2 separate regions of the Mus musculus genome follow, and region 2 is linked to region 1. The links are chromatin loops, found by intact Hi-C in ENCODE. Cell type or tissue: left cerebral cortex. All regions are shown on one strand. Links, peaks and the distances in the headings refer to the core of each region. The heading gives the core; the rest is flanking DNA.

What was found. Hi-C counts contacts between places; a loop is a spot of excess contacts. Peaks named below come from ENCODE experiments on the same cell type or tissue, not always from the same donor. Only the 100,000 strongest peaks of a DNase experiment are listed, where the experiment ranks them.
Region 2: it touches region 1 in a loop (15-fold over the local background); 15 of 42 quality-filtered maps call a loop at or near these places.

What each region holds. Positions count from the first base shown.
Region 1 is chr13:93,791,802-93,794,720 of GRCm38, forward strand. Arsb (arylsulfatase B) reads left to right here. Exons shown (of 8, transcript NM_009712.3): 3 at 2,227-2,417. Among named protein-coding and RNA genes, the nearest start is that of Mir5624, 2.5 kb to the left of the region's middle. In left cerebral cortex, for the core only: a CTCF peak has its summit at 1,707; a DNase peak (open chromatin) is centred at 1,733.
Region 2 is chr13:94,143,626-94,146,544 of GRCm38, forward strand. The region is part of intron 2 of Lhfpl2 (lipoma HMGIC fusion partner-like 2); the gene reads left to right. Among named protein-coding and RNA genes, the nearest start is that of Lhfpl2, 87 kb to the left of the region's middle. In left cerebral cortex, for the core only: a CTCF peak has its summit at 1,653 (motif pointing right); no DNase peak of the experiment used is centred there.

The DNA of each region.
Region 1 (2,919 bases), core at 203-2,702:
GCTGGGTATCATCTAAGCTTTGAGTCCAGGCTCCAGGCTCAAGGACAGTGGAGGTGGGGGCATCCCTGGGGCTCACTGTCCAGGCAGCTTAGCCTAAATGCCAAACCAGGAGAGAACATGTCTCCAAAAACAATGGGAATAGCTCCTGGCAATGATGTCAGGGTTGTCCTTTGACCAATGCACATGTGCACACACACACACACACACACACACACACTAAAAACTTTACATAAAGGGCAGAAGTCATATTCTTGTATGAGAATTAAGGTTCACCCTGGACCTGGATAGACAAATACCCACATTTGTTATTTGTCTATACTGGTTTGGCCAAGTATTTGAGTTCTAGCTCTACAGTTCTTCTATTTTTAATATCATTTAATATTTATGGTTCCTATAACCAAACATATCCTGTGCCTATATCTTCCCCAGTGATAGTTTATATTAATGGAAAGGAGTGTGAAGTGTTCTCTCCAAATTCTAATACTAAGTAGATGTTAAAAACCCAAACTACTGGCTTGATCACTCTAATCACCAAGGTAAGGTTGAGGTAGTTATTTGTGTGTGTGTGTGTGTGTGTGTGTGTGCGCGCGCGCGCGCGTGCGTGCGCGTGCGTGTGCGTGAGAGAGAGAGAGAGAGAGAGAGGGGGAGGGAGAGAGAGAGAACACAAACGTGTAGAGGTCTGAGTCAGGACAGCTTTCAGGAGTCCGTTCTCTTCTTCCTCTGTGTGGATCGCAGGGATCAGACTAAGGTTGTTAGGTTTGGTGGCAAGCACCTTTCCTCATTGAGCCATCTCACCAGCCCTGAAATTATTTTTTTTGTGAATACAATTTTTTCTATTCCATATTAAGTAGTAAATATGTTGGATTTATTTCCTATAAATATAGATAAAATCACACAATAAGTTATGTTGATGTCATATACTAATTATATTCAGGACCTTGAACTTATTTGATCATGAAAAATAGTTAATCTAAAATCAATTGAATTATTACATAAGCTGTATAAGACTCTTTAATTGTCACTGTATACAAAATTCATGAGAAAGGAAAGAGCTAGGCCCATTTTTCATCATTTTAAGACTAAAAGGGAATATATTTAAGAATATAGCTAAGAGCTCATCAAAGTTTATTTCTTTTTAATAGCTTTATTAGGGTATAATTCATATACTATACAGTTTACCCAATTAACGTATTTAATTTAGCGATTTTTAAACAATGTGAGAGATTGTGCCATTATCACCACAATTCAGTTGTAGGAAACCACACACACACACACACACACACACACACACACACATGTATGTCACAAAAAGAAACCAAATCCCATGAGCAGTCATCACGGGCCTCCAGGCAACCAGAGCCCTGGGCCATCCGTCACTAACCACTTTCTGCCCTCTGTTGATTGGCCTTTTCTGAGCAAGTCTGTCAATTTAATCATAATATGCAGCCCAGCTTATTTTCACATTTTCAAAACACGATCACTTGCAGAACAACGATTAGTTGGGGCGTTTCTGTTTCTCCTGTGCTTTCCTCTTTGTTATGGGATCTGGGCTCTAGAAACAGGGGAGTTGACAGGCCACTGGGCTCAGTAAGCACTGCATCTCTGAGCAGCGGGGCAAGGTTCACAGTCTAGACAGAATGCTGCTCTTTGATCTCTGGGGCTGCTCAGCTGGGATAGAGAGCTTGTATTAGGAAAGGTTTATATTTTTCCACCAGTGGGTGTCAGCATTTGACTAAATATAACTCCGGCAAAGGCCCCGTCCATAAATAACCACAGAAATCCATCTCCCAACCTCAGTAGCAACAAATGACACGATCTGAACCCTGTTTTTAGTATTTTACAAGTAAAACCTTGTAACACATTAGTGGTGCGTTATCTTTTTTCTTAGGCAATTTTAAAGAATTAGCATCTGGTTGCTTCCTGAACTTAAACTCTGATTTCTAAAAACCTTTTCCCACAGATCAACCATGTATAAAGAGTTGACAAGCGAGAACAGATGCTCTAAAAGACTCAAGTGAGGAAGGGCCTTGGATTTCCATGTAGTGCCATTTCAGTGGTGTCTCTAACAAATATAGAGATGTTAAGAAGAGAACCCTGATTAGCCCTGTCATTTGATTAGCCTCGTCATGGGCAATCAGTTGCATTAGGCAATTAACTGCTGGAACATTCGTTTGCCTAACAAGCTTTCTGCCATGCCGACTGTTTCTTCTCCCATTCTTCTTGCAGGATACCTCCTAGGCAGTGAAGACTATTACACCCACGAGGCCTGTGCGCCGATTGAGTCTTTGAATGGTACCCGCTGTGCGCTTGACTTAAGAGATGGTGAAGAACCTGCAAAAGAGTATAACAATATTTACTCAACAAACATATTTACCAAAAGGGCTACAACCGTCATAGCTAACCACCCACCGGAGAAAGTAAGGCTTCCTCCTTTAATATTGTCAAAATCTTGTTGCTTCCAAGGGAGTGTGTGTGTGTGTGTGTGTGTGTGTGTGTGTGTGTAATATAACATTTTAGAGCATGTTCCAGTTAGCCAGAAAGGGAAGGTTGTTAGAAGTGAAGAATTTGGATCTTCCTCAGGTCTGGGAGAAAGTACTTAGGAACGCCCAAGAGATGAGTCTCACAGGAAGGGACCCTGGGCTGCAGATGGAGGAAGGCTGTCTGTCCTTCAGCATTTCAGTGGAAACCCTGCTCACTCTTATGATGCTTTATGTGTGTGCACAGTAAGTGGTTAGCAAAATCAGGCTTCAGGATTCCAGACAGGTGTCTGTGCTCGAGGCAGGGCTCCGTTGGGAAGAAGTGTTGGGAACTCAGGGGCTAGAGAAAATCCTCTCATTCTATATTTTTCTCTTCAGGATTATTTTGGTTAGTCTTAATCTTTTGTATCCCCATGCTAATTTTAGAGTAGGTTGACCAATT
Region 2 (2,919 bases), core at 151-2,650, 350 kb after region 1:
CCCCTTTAATAAGGCCCTGTCCAGCCCACAGAGGAAGAGCTTGTTTGGGGTGTAGCTTACTTTTAAATGCTGTGATTAGAGACCATGACCAAAGTAACTTACAAAAGAAATCATTTAAATGAGGGCTTGCTCACAGTTTCAGAGGGTGAATTCATGACCATTATGGCAGGAGAGGGGCGGCAGGCAGGCAGGCAGGCAGGCAGGCAGGCAGGGCACTGGAGCAGTAGCTGAGAGCTTCCACATTGGCACAACCCTGAAAGCGGGGTTGGGGGCATGAGCCTGTGTGCTAACCAGGAATAGTTTTGAAACTTCAAAGTGACAGTAGTGAGTGAATGCTTAAAGAGATGCCACAGATAAAAACACTCCCAGAGACCTCCCGGCTCAGAGATGCCAGACACGACATAGTTCTGAACGGCTCCTGCTGCTGACCACCAGGCCCTCGGCAGTTTGAGAGGGACAACTGAGTCCAGAGCTGTGACTGATATTTTGGAACTGAGAGGAGGAGCTTGGTCGGAAGCTGTCGACTGAGGGAAGACGCATCATGTTTCTTCTGTCCGTTTTGCAGTGTTGGCAGATAAAATTCTGCAGCCTCAGGATCACCAGTTAGAGCCTTTTTAAGGAAACAAACAAGACAGTGACCCAGTTCAGTCCCTCTTCATTTATAACACTGTGCATGAACCAAACAGTACCAGAGGTGACTGGAAGCTTTCCATACCATGGCTTAGTTAACGTAAAAACATGCCTCCTTAGCACACAGGCAGTGTGGGTCATGCTTGTCAGTTGCTTAGCATTTGCTGGTATAAAATGAATGCAAAATGGGGAAGGGAGGGGAAAGAAGGAAAGAGAGTGTTGGGGGGGGTTCATCTGTGCATTTTGAAGACCACCTGTCTTAATCAGCTTTGAGCCACTCAGCTTTTCTGGAGAGTCACACAGCCTGTGTGACATACTAGGAGATCATTCACTACTGAGCTGTGTGGTCCCGACCGAGTGCCCTGTGAGATCAGAGAAAGGGGAGGTTTGCGTGGGCTGACACAGAATGAAAAGTACTTACTAACTTTGAAGAGAGACAGACGAAAACTTAAAAAAAAAAAAATAATAACAACAGTGATGTGTTTGGCCGGTTCTTACAGAAGCTTGGTGAGTGAGGTGAGGCGGGGGAGGGTGGGGGAGAACCCGGAGCAGGGATGTGACAGCTGTGTGGTTTTACGCCTTACTCCAGCCTCCATCTCAGGTGCTGATGCTCACGGCCTGGCCCTCGCCCACCACAGGCTAAAGTACCTTATTATCTGACCCAGTGTTGACCATATGGCAGGCCTTTTCCAGAGAGGTTGAGGGTGGTAGTCAGAGGAGATAGAAAAGTGGCTCAGATAACGAATATATTCCGAGTGCCAACTGTGTTAATGAGTACCTCACCGTCACTGCTCACTGTCACTGAGGCATTCTGCATACTCGCCATGTGTCAAGCCCTTACCTTCTATTTCCTACCATACGGCAATGAAGAAATAGTAACTGCTTCAGGGGCCTCTCTCTCTCTCTCTCTCTCTCTCTCTCTTGAAAAAGATTGATTTATTATTATAAATAAGTACACTGTAGCTGTCTTCAGACACACCAGAAGAGGGCATCAGATCTCATTATGGGTGGTTGTGAGCCACCATGTGGTTGCTGGGATTTGAACTCAGGACCTTTGGAAGAGCCCTTAGTGCTTTTACCCACTGAGCCCTTTCCCCAGCGGCATCTCTCTTTTGTTGTTGTTACTATAAAAATGTGCTCTAGGACGGTGATGTAGCTCGGTGGTCAGGTACTTACCTAACATATTTCAAGGCTCTGGATTCAATCCCTAGCATTGAAAAGAAAGAAACAAACAAACAAACAAATGAAGAAAATAAGATAGATAAATCAAATGAACAAATAAACAAAGTTTCTAGTCTGCATAAAGATAAAAATGTTTCCATAGCTCTGAAGGCTGGCAAGTTCATGCTAGGTGGCAGCATGGATACCTGCCTGTGGCTGCTTCTTGCTTCCAAGATGGGGCCTTGCTGTTGTATCCTTGTTTGGTGGAAGATGGAGGTGAAGAGAGCTCCTTCCCACTTGGAGCCCTTTACTTTTTTCTTTTTCTTTTCATTAATTTATTCACCTTACATCCTAATCACAGCCCCCCTCCCCCATCCTTCCAGAGGCCCTCTCCCACCCCCTCCTCCCTCTCTCCTCTGAAAAGGGGAGGCCCCCTCCTGGATATTACCCCACCCTGGCACATCAGGTCACTGCAGGACTAGGCCCATCCTCTCCCATCAAGGCCAGACAAGTCAGCTCAGTTAGGGGAATGGGAGGCACAGGCAGACAACAGATTCAGGGACAGCCCCTGCTCCAGTTGTTGGGGAACCCTTATGAAGACCAAGCTGCACATCTGCTACATATGCTCAGAGGGTCAAGGTAGGTCCAGCCCATGCTCACTCTTTGGTTGGTGATTCAGCTCTGGGAGCCCCCAAGGGTCCAGATTAGTTGACTCTGTTGGTATTCCTGTGGAGTCCTATCCCCTTCAGGTCTGCCTGGATCTATTTTACAAGAGGACTAATCCATATCTGAAGGCAGAGTCCTGTGTGGTCACCCCCAGCTCCCAGCCCCTAGTTCTGTTTTTCTCTCCTTTGTGGAACACTTCACAGACCTGCCTGTCATCCCTGTGTAGGGGCCATGCTAATTGTCTTAGTGCATGCATGTGCTGCCGAGGCAGGCACCAGCCCTGCTTCTTGCTTCTGTTGCCTTGGGGATGCCATCACTCAAACCATGGGAGGGGCTGAGTGGCAGGAAGACAGACCTGGAGCAGGCTTAGGGTGTGTGGCTCCTGTTTTGAAGAAGTATGTTCGCTGAGGTGTGCTTGGGAAGATCCTAAGTCTCAGGTTGGGGCTGTATGGAGAATGGATG